Linked DNA regions of Homo sapiens: region 2 is linked to region 1. Evidence: read pairs that join two places in POLR2A ChIA-PET (ENCODE). Cell type or tissue: Caco-2. All regions are shown on one strand. Links, peaks and the distances in the headings refer to the core of each region. The heading gives the core; the rest is flanking DNA. Region 1 overlaps HUNK (hormonally up-regulated Neu-associated kinase). Region 2 has its middle 11 kb from the start of LINC00159.

The links. Peaks named below come from ENCODE experiments on the same cell type or tissue, not always from the same donor. Only the 100,000 strongest peaks of a DNase experiment are listed, where the experiment ranks them.
Region 2: POLR2A ChIA-PET joins it to region 1 with 6 read pairs; 2 of 35 experiments call an interaction of 5 or more read pairs at or near these places.

Annotation. Positions count from the first base shown.
Region 1 is chr21:31,898,029-31,903,402 of GRCh38, reverse strand. The region is part of intron 1 of HUNK (hormonally up-regulated Neu-associated kinase); the gene reads right to left. Among named protein-coding and RNA genes, the nearest start is that of HUNK, 28 kb to the right of the region's middle. In Caco-2, for the core only: no CTCF peak of the experiment used is centred there; DNase peaks (open chromatin) are centred at 1,882, 2,762 and 3,982.
Region 2 is chr21:32,072,231-32,077,604 of GRCh38, reverse strand. No RefSeq gene overlaps it. Among named protein-coding and RNA genes, the nearest start is that of LINC00159, 11 kb to the left of the region's middle. In Caco-2, for the core only: no CTCF peak of the experiment used is centred there; no DNase peak of the experiment used is centred there.

The sequences.
Region 1 (5,374 bases), core at 193-5,192:
AACAATATGAAATATACACACGCAGCACCATGAATATTTATATAGTCAAGTTCAATAAAAGAATTATTTCTAGAGAGCAGAATATCATCGACTTCAAAGGGATGTTTTCCACTTACAAGAACTAATCATTATGAAAATACATTTTAAATTCTGAGATATCTTTTTTGATTTGTGGTGGAGGGGTAGCTGTGATTGGAGTTATTATTCTCAGTTTATGATTTTCTATCCCACTGGGCCCCATGCTCTGAATTTGGGTCAAGCATAAGTTATCCATTGCTTTCATCAACATTAATGGAGCTTTGTTATGTTAAAATCATGTTAGAAAGAGTTTAATGTGGCTTTCATCGAATCAAGATTTATTGGTTGCAAATTCCACCTCTCTCCCGCACCGAGAAAAAAAAAGTAAAATTAGACACTTTGATCATGATCACATTTTCAAAAGTGGATCAGTAGTGTTAATCTCATTATATTAAACACATTTTATCATTACATAAAGAAAAGATTAATAGTGTGAGAGCTTATAATTAAGCAGCACACAGGGCGGATCTCCATGGTCTAGAAAATCAATAAATAAATGTAGGCAACTGTCTGATTAACTTAAGCTTAGTAAATATTCCAATGGCTGGGAGATCCATTTAGTGGCCTAAATTAACTAGTTTAGCTGTCAATAAGCATGCAATTGATGAGCTCTTTGGACAATCGCCATTTCTCTGTAAATTTCATGGTGTGAAAACAAAAAGGCCTATGTGTGGACCACAGCATGAAGCCATATAAACCTCCAACTGGGACTAGTTTCATTGAATAAGCACTTGACCAGCAAGACCCTACGAAACACTATACATGCTTCATGTAACTCCCACAAGCCCTACGAGGAAGAAGATTTTTTTTTTTGGAGATAGAGTTTTGCTTTTGTTGCCCAGGCTGGAGTGCAATGGCACGATCTTGGCTCACCGCAACCTCCGTCTCCCAGGTTCAAGTGATTCTCCTGCCTCAGCCTCCTGAGTAGCTGGGATTCCAGGCATGCGCCACCACGCCTGGCTAATTTTGTATGTTTAGTAGAGATGGGGTTTCTCCATGTTGGTCAGGCTGCTCTCGAACTCCCAACCTCAGGTGATCCACCTGCCTTGGCCTCCCAAAGTGCTGGGATTACAGGTGTGAGCCACCGCGCCCGGCCGTGGCCAACTTTCTTAATCTGTGTGAACCAAAAGTTTCCCCTCTGTAAAAAGGGGAAATAATGGCATATTCTTCCTCGTAGGGCTTGTGGGAGTTACATGAAGCATGTACAGTGTTTTGCAGGGTCTTGCTTATCAAGTGCTTATTCAATGAAACTAGTCCCAGTTGGAGGTTTATATGGCTTCATGACTGTGGTCTACACCTATGCCTTTTTACAGAGGGGAAACTTGCCCACAGTCTGTCCAGCTGGGACATGGTCAGGCATGGATGTGACTCTCAACCGACAGCTAAGTAGCCCCTTGCCATCTAGAGGGGTGGTATGACCTGGTTGAGGCCTGAGCTGGGCCTCAAATAACCCAGTGGGTTATTTGATCATTGTGAACACCTAAATCAGGTAGTAGTTCAATGTGACCAAAGAAAAACAAAAACATCTTACTCTCCAAATTTGTCACTTTAAAAGCATAATTCCCATATCTCTACACCATGGACATCCTCGCAAGACAACCTATGCTCTCCTGGCATACAGAAGTAGCCTTACTACACCTGAGCATCATAGTTTAGTTTGCAGAGGGAGAAACAGTATAGGTGAGAAACAGAACAGGTGAGCTACAAGTTTAAACATTAGCTAAATACAGATGTGACTGGCCCTGGGTCCTTAACTTTGAGACTTCAAAGCTCCCTCTGAGGCGGCCTGCCAATCTCTGTGGCCTGTCAAGCAGAGGTGACACAGGCTGCCTGCTCAGCCCAAGCTCATCATTCCTGCCACCAAGCCAAGGCCTCCACATCAGAGAACTCCTGGCAATGCATTAAAAGCCAGGTGTACAAACCGGGAGTTGCTTTCCCAGGGCCTAGAGGGGGACAGTACAGGTGAAGATGGTCACACCCTTCTACTCACCACTGAGGGTGTATCTCTACCCTCTGCAAACCTCAGTGACCAACCAAGTCACCCAGCAGACACACCCCAGACTCTACAGAAGAACTCAAGCTGAGAACCTGTTATGTGTTTGTTATGTGTCCCCCAACAAATTTCATGCTGAAGTCCTAACCCCCAGCAGCTCAGAAGGTGACCTTGTTTGGAAATCAGGTCATTGCAGATGTAATTAATTAAGACGACATTATTTGTGTGTACCCTAATCCAATATGACTGGCGTCCTTATAAAAAGGAGAAATTTGGACACAGAGACACACAGAGAATGCCATGGGAAGGCTGGAGTCGTGCTGCCAGTAGCCACGGAAGTGCCAGAAGCTGGGAGAGGGGCCTGGAAGAGACCCTTCCCCAAAGCCCTCAGAGGGTGCAACTTGATTTTGAACTTCCAGCTCCTTCTGGGTTACCGTGAGACAGTTTCCGTTGTTCTAAGGTCTGTGGACACTTTGTCATGGCAGCCCCAGGAAACGAATGCAGTACTCAAGGGCTACAGGCATCTGATCCATACTGAAACTACCCTGGGAAATTCTTCCCAACCACTCCGTGTCCAGTCCATCAGAAAGTTAAACAATAAACACGATAAACCCAAGGCTGACTCTGGATAAAGGCTTACTTCCAGAGTACTGATTAACTCAGGTATCACTGCACGCGCAGGGCTCTGTAGTAGAGTGCTGTTGTTAAGAGAGCCAGACTCGAAGAGGAGACCTTTGGACCATGACAAAACCTCAGAATTGTAGCCAGAGCTTCCACATGGAGACCTGCATTCTACCGAGTCTGTCAAAGTACCCACTATTCGTGAAAAATCATGACGAGCACAGTAGAGTTTGTGTGTGTGTGTGTGTGTGTGTGTGTGTGTGTTTCAGTAACTAAGACCTGGTTCTAGCCTAAATAATCCTGCAACCTGGGAGGCAGCTACCACACGCTTGCTTGTGCTCAAGATGTTGCATGGAGTAAGAGAGGTGACATGGAGACAGAACAAAGAGCGGGGAGAAACTACCTCCAGCTGGGCAGAGGAGGGCAGGCTCCAGGAAGAACTAACGTGGCATTTCAGTGGGGCTGGAAGGAGCTAGGAGGGTGGGCCTGGAGAGTTTGTGGACTCATTAGAGTTCATTTCTAGGCAATTAGGATGGATTATGCTGCGAGGAACAGGGGATGGGGAGAATGAACGAGGATTAAACTAGACTGTGTCAAAGGGACTCAGTAGGAGATAAAAATCAAAAAGCAGCCAGAGGCTGGGAGCAGTGGCTCATGCCTGTAATCCCAGCACTTTGGGAGCCCAAGGAGGGTGGATCACTTGAGGTCAGGAGTTCAAGACCAACCTGGCCAACATGGTGAAACTCCGTCTCCATTTAAAAAGAAATTAGCTAGGCATGGTGATAGGCACCTGTAATCCCAGCTACGTGGGAGGCTGAGGCAGGAGAATTGCTTGAACCTGGGAGGCAGAGGTTGTAGTGAGCCAAGAACGCACCACTGAACTCCAGCCTGGGTGACAAGAGTGAAACTCTGTCTAAAAAAAAAAAACACACAGCAGCCAGAGGTGTAACTTACAGGAGCTGAATAACCCAAAAGGGACTGAGAAGATGGAGGAACCAAGATGGTGCTGAGCAGGAGTAGCAGGGAATGAAGAAGAGGCAGATTGGTCAGTGGCAAAGGCAACGAGTTTGGTTTAGAACACATTATAGGTTAAATTGGGTTTCCCATAAAGATACATTGAAGTCCTAACCACCAGTACCTCAGAATGTGACCTTATTTGAAGATGGGGTCATTGCAGATGTAATTAGTCAAGATAAGATCATAGTGGAGTAGGATGGGTCCCTAATCCCATAGAGCTGATGTCTTTACAACAAGAGGAAACACAGACACACACACACAGCAAAGGTCACGCGAATTTGCAGGCAGAGACTGGAGTGAGGCATCTACAAGCCAAAGCAGGCCAAAGACTGCAGGCAACCACCAGAGCTAGGAAGAAAAGAAGATTCTCCTCCCCTACAGCATTCAGGGAGAGCATGGCTCTGCCAACGCCTTGATTTCATACTTCTGGCCTCCAGAACTGTGAGATAATAAATTTCTGTTGTTTGACACTACCCAGTTTATGGTACTTTGTTATGGCAGCCCAGGAAACTAATAGAGAACGTTAAAAGGGAAGATCTAAGTAAAATCAGTGCAGCAGGAAGTCGTTGCCAGCCTCGACTTGTTAAATCATTTCCTCCATGGCACCAAGTGCAGAATGAGTTTTTCCCCTTTTATACTCATAAACCTACCGAGAACAAGGGAAGAGGGTGGGAACTTAAGAGCAGCTTATCATCATTCAGTTTCCACGATAACATACATTACAAGTGTTTGTAACGTTAAACCATAAAAGAGAATAAGCTCACAGATGGTATTTCTTAAGAGGAGCCTAACAAACTATTTAGGCATATTGATCGGATGCTTTGTGGATATTAAAAGCTTTGCTTTCATATCAGTCTTCTAGCATCAGTAGACACTGCCCTTTCTCTCAAACTTCTCAAACTCATTCCAAGCAGAGCTGGCCTGACATTAATCATCCTCTCTCCTTACACTTCCAGAAGCTTGGACCCCACTCCTGCCCTGTTCCACCCCACTCCACAACAAAGCTCAATGCAGGGCCTCTCCATAGGGGTGACCAAAAGACGGGAGAGTCCTCCAGGGTCGAGAAGAAAAGTGAGCTGAAAAAGGCACATTCAGTCCACCTATTTTTGCCCTAATAAAAAATCCACGGCCGGGCGTGGTGGCTCATGCTTGTAATCCCAGCACTTTGGGAAGCCGAGGTGGGCAGATCACTTGACGCCAGGAGTTTGAGACCAGCCTGGCCAACATGGTGAAACCCTGTCTCTACTAAAAATACAAAAAATTAGCCAGGCATGGTGGCGGATGCCTATAGTCCCAGCTACTCGGGAGGCTGAGGCAAGAGAATCACTTGAAACTGGGAGGCGGAGGTTGCAGTGAGCCGAGATCGCGCCATTGCACTTCAGCCTGGGCAACAAGAGCGAAACTACGTCTCAAAAATAAATTAAATAAATACCCACAAAGTATAAAGCTTGTCCTAATGGTAATCACAAAACATAAAATGGTTTTGCCCAGGTGGGGTTTCACTACAGAGTATATGGATTAAAAAATAAGACTGAGAAATACTGCCCTGTGTGACTCACCTCTCGGCCTTCTCCTGGAAGCCAGACCAGCGGGGGGTCTTGCACCTCAAGTCTGTTTCCAGAGTCTAAGGTCTTCCTTAACAGAATGTCAGCATAACTGTCGTAT
Region 2 (5,374 bases), core at 294-5,293, 170 kb before region 1:
TAAAGTATATTGAGGATCGGGAAAGAAGCCCAGAAGAATAAACAGCAGAAGCATCCAGTATTTCGCTGTGCAGGAGACTTGAGGAGATGATGAGTGGGTTGGTTTTTTTAAAAAAATTATCTGTATTTTTAAAATTTTCTACATTGAAAGTGAATTGCTTTGGTAATGAAGAAAAGATGTTACTGGAAATTTTTGGCTGCCTGGTTTTAATAATTTCTAGAACAAGGCAGAGTCCAAATTAATTATTTAATTAAAAGAAAAATAGAGCAGCCGGCTCCCTCCCCCTGATCCTATCTATCTGGGAATAATGAGGCGCTGCGGGCAGTGCCGTGTGTGTGTGTGTGTGTGTGTGTGTGTGTGTGTGTGTGTGTATGTGTGTGTGTTGTGGTGTGTGTTAGAAAGTCATCGATTCCGTGCCTCCTGTCATTCTCCAGCATCTGTCATCTTGGCTTTCTCTGCTGCCCTGAAGGTGCCTGGGGAACACCCACACATTGTCAAAGAGAAGAGTGCAGAATCCCAGAGAGGTGGAGCGACTGGCCCAAGGTCACGAGCTCCCGAGTCCATGCCGGCCTTGAATCCGGGCCCTTCGGCTGCCGCTTCCCGCACAGTGCGGGCCTCAGGGCCGCCACAGAAGAGTCAGGTGCCAGCCAGTGCTGTGTGCTCTGCGCAGATGCCTCCTTTGGCCGTGGGGGTCCGGACCTTCCCTCTGCTCCTTTACTGCTTTCTCGCCACACGGGGGCTGGAAGCGAGGATGCCTTAAACATTCAAGGCTGTGGAGCAGGCTCAGGCCCTCAGCATCGTGGAGAAGGCACCGAAGCCCGCAGAATCCCACTGTCCTGTGGCAGGGAGAAAAGACAAACGGGTCATAATGCTGTCTTAGAAGGAGATCACGGAGGGCTGGATGTGACCCTTTGCGAGGGACCGGGGACCTTGAGGAGCTGTGAGTTTCCCAGACAGGGTGACACTGGAGCCTTGGAAGGGAGCAGCCTACGGACACCAGAGCTGGGGAGCTAGAGACCCAGTGGGACCCTCATGCCTCCTTTGGACTATGGAGCCCAATGCACCCCTGGGGCCTCGCCGGCCTCGCAGGGAGGTTTCACAAGGACTGTCCCCAAGCCCCTCTCCTGGTGGCCTGTGATCACAGTCTGAGCAGCCCACGTGTCTGCCCTTCTTTGCCTCCTCCTGCGTCTCCTGCCATCAGCTCCCAGCCCAAAACTTTCCAGAATGGAAGTGGGCTTAGCTCAAGCGGCCTGGAGCATGGAGCCCATGATGGGAGAGAAGTCACGTCAAGTCCTGTCTGTGATGTACACACAGCTGGATACACAGAGCAAGGCTCAGGGAGTCTGCTGCACCTGAGTTGTTCTTAGAATCTCAGCTTCTAAAGTGAGACATTCTCACACCCCACCCCCACAAAGTAGGGGCACTGAAGCCTCTGGGCAGAGCTGTTGAACTAAATGAGCAAGTTCATGTAAAACACCTGGAAGGTGGGAGGCTCTCAATCAATGGCAGTTGCCACTGAGACCACAGTCTCTTCATCAGAAGGGTTGGTGGGACGGCTTTGGTGGTCCCAGCCAGCTTGGCTCTCAGTGAACCAAAAGCGTGAAAGCCTCTCTCCCTCCCTTCAGGAAGCTAACCCAGTTTTCAAATGAAGGAATGACTCTTCACATTGTCATTAATTTTCCTGAAAAGATTTTCTTATATCCATTAGCTATACACTATAAATACATTGGGATCTTTTGTTTTTCTAGAAAAAAAAATCATTTTAGCCTTGTATTCTGGCACATTAGATTGTTCTTTTATCCTTGCTTTTTAAAAAACCTTTCAAACGGCTTGCCTTCCATGGAAGAATAAATAGTCTGTCATTTCTGGAGAGAACTTGTAAACTAATATCTTAGTTTAAAACAAATTTAGTGGAATAAGATGACTGCAAAGCTAATATTGACTTTTTTGCGCTTGGCTTCCGTCTCAGCTACTTTGACAGCACCTTTTTCTTTCCCCTTCAACTCTTTCTCACTGTGGAGAGCTCAAGTAAGAAACCAAAGTGTGGCCGGGGGGCGGGGGGTGGCTCACACCTGTAATCCCACCACTTTGGGAGGCCGAGGTGGGCAGATCACCTGAGATCAGGAGTTCAAGACCAGCCTGGCCAACATGGCCAAACTTTGTCTCTACTAAAAATATAAAAATTAGCTGGGTGTGGTGGCAGGTGCCTGTAATCCCAGCTACTCAGGAGGCTGAGACAGGAGAATTGCTTGAACCCGGGAGGTGGAGGTTGCAGTGAGCCGAGATGGCACCTCCGCACTCCAGCCTGGGTGACAGAGTGAGACTCTGTCTCAAAAAAAGAAAAAAAAAAGAAAAAAAAAAGTGTTACATGGAAGGCCGTTCTGCATTAAAGAGCTGCCCAAGGAGAAGGGAAGTAGTCAGTTTGCTCTTGCTAGAGATATGCAAACTCCACATGGAGAGTCCCCAGCTGGGGGCCAGAGATGCAGCCAGCCAATGGAGGATGGATCACCTTGACCTTCCAGGCTCCTTTCTGCCCAGAGGCCTAGGAAACACCTGCTGGCTGCCTCGCATGAGCGTAGAGACACAGGTGGACTTAATATTGCCCCTCCTTGAGGCAGGGCACAGTGGCTCACACCTGTAATCCCAGCACTTTGGGAGACGGAGGTGGGCAGATCACTTGAGGTCAGGAGTTCAAGACCAGCCTCACGAACATGGTGAAACCCCGTCTCTACTAAAAATACAAAAATTACCCGGCTGTGGTGGTGTCCGCCTCTAATCCCAGCTACTTGAGAGGCTGAGGCAGGAGAATCGCTTGAACCCAGGAGGCGGAGGTTGCAGTGAGCCAAGATCACGCCACTGCATTCCAGCCTTGGCAACAGAGCCAGGCTCCATCTCAAAAAAAAAAAAAAAGCTCCTTCTTTAAGGAAAGGCCAAATGCCAAATGCTATGGGTTGAATTTTGCCCCCACCATCTGCCCAAAATCATATGTTGAAGTCTTAACCCCCAGTGCCTCAGAATGTGACCTTATTTGCAAATAGAGTAATTGCAGATGTAATTAATTAAGACAAGGTCGTACTGGTGTAAGGTGGGTCCTAAATCCAATATGACTGGTATCCTTATAAAAGGGGAAAATCTGGGCACAGACAGGCCCACAGGAGGAAAATCCATGTGAAGATGAAGCCAGAGACCATGGTGATGCATTTATAAACCAAGGAAGGCCAAAGGTTGCTGGAAACCCCTGGAGGGTAGGTGAGGGCCTGGGACAGATTCCCCCTCGCAGCCTCAGGAGGAACCAGCTCTGCCAACACCTTGATCTTAGACTTCCACCCTCCTGAACTTAGACGACCCATTTCTGCCGTGTGAGCCCCCGGCCTGTGGTGTTTTGTCACGGCAGCCCCCGCAGACCGAAAGACCAGCTGAGCGCTCCTTTTCTCAGCATCAGCGGGACGGCCGCAGTTTCTTCCTCTGTGGGTGGATGGACCACTTTGCTGCCTTGTTGCTCGAAGGTGCACAGGAATCCGGCGCCAAAGGGTTGCTGGTTGGAGACAAAGCCACTTTCAAAATGTTCCGATGGGGAACAGCTGCCTCCTCCAAGCCCACCCTGTGCTAAAGCAGCCCTCCTGGGCCCAGAGCTCTGGCTCTGATGCAGTTGAGAATAATTGCCATGTGGGAGGAGGGCGGCCATTTTCCCCCGTCAGGGGTCAGAGCCCCTCTGCTCTGATAAAAGCAGCCACAGGGCCACAAGAACAAGGGGAGAAAATAGAGGAAGGGGCGCTCAGGCAGCCCAGAGAGCTAGGAACGGCCCCTGCTCCCTGTGGGCTCCCCCTTTATCCAGACAATGGTTTTATTCAAGCTGCTGGGGCTCCCTATCCTTGGCCCAGGCACACATCAGGAGTGTGGAGGCTGAACGTGCCTTTAAGAACCAGGACCTGCAGATCTAAGAGTCCTGGTATTGAGGCGGCTGTCAGGGAGGTCTCAATGGATGAGAGGCCAGAATCTGTGGCTTCTGCCATCAGTCTCTCATAAACACCATCATCATAACTCCCATCTCTCCAGCACTTCCTCTGCATTTGGCACCATAATAAGCACTTTCTGTGCATTTTGTCCTTTTATCCTCTAACTGCCCTAGCAGGTGGGTCCCTTTGTTATCTCATCTTATGCATCAGGAAACTGAGGCACAGAGAGGTTAAGGAACTTGCCGAAGGCCACAGAGCTAGTGGGCAACAGAGCCAAGCTCCGTGCTGGTAACCACCGTGGGCTGTGTTCTCCTCTCCGTGGGAAGTCTGTGGGCAGACAGCAGGGCCAAGCAGGAGGATTGCAGGGAAGGGCCTCTGAAGTCCATCTTGCAGGGCTAAGTTGGGGTCTTAGAGCCTGCGGCCCTGCAGAACATGAAATCATGCCTTGCAGAGCCGAACAGGGCCTTGAAATCATACAGTCCCCATTTTTCTCACAAAGAGGCTAAGGTCTATGGAGGTGAAGTGGCTGGTCCCAAATCCCAGAACAAATTAGTGGCAGAACCAGGCCAAGAGCATAGACGTCCTGGTTTCCAACCCAGCGATCTTTGTTAAATACCATGGTCCATCTTAACAAGAGGTAGTAATTTTCTTCCGTAGCTTTAGAGATTTGTAAAGGATGCTGAGAAACCCTTCCTGATCACAAAGGCTGTGACATATTTGGTTGAGTTTGCCATGGCAGTTCTTCTATAGGAGTTGGAAGAGTTGGACAGACACCATGATTCCAGCTGGGATGAGCATCCAACCTGCCATAGGCTGACTCCCCTGGAGAAGACCAACTGCAGGCCAAAATCTCCTAAGATCATATTTTAGATGTGGAGTTGAGTGAATTAACCTTTTGCTAGAAGTCCATCAGTCCTCCTATGCTCATTGTACCAATCACTGATAAATGTCAGCTGAAGACAAGGGAATCATTTTAGCACAGTAGAGACATTGAGAGACTGGATATCAACTATTGATGGTTCTTGAGACGTGTCTACAAAATTCTCCCATCCATTCAACCACTTAACCGTCCATCCTTCCATCCATCTGTCCATTCATCATCTTTTCATCCATTCACCCATCCATTCATCCACCCTTCCATTTATTTACCAGGTCCTTACTCTGTGTAAAGTATTTTGCTAGACCCTAGGATTTGTGAAAGAACATGGTCTAGCTTCTGACCTTAGAAGAACTTGGATTCAAATGATGGAATCAGGATGGAAAACTATAAATATAACTCTATGCATTCAGTAAAGGAAACAGCCAGAGGCCTGGGGAGGCTGGAGAGGGCTTCTTAGAGAGAGGGATACTTGATTGGATCTTCAGCAGGAATTTTTTAAGCAGAAAAAAGGGGAGAATGGAGGGTATTCCAGATATGG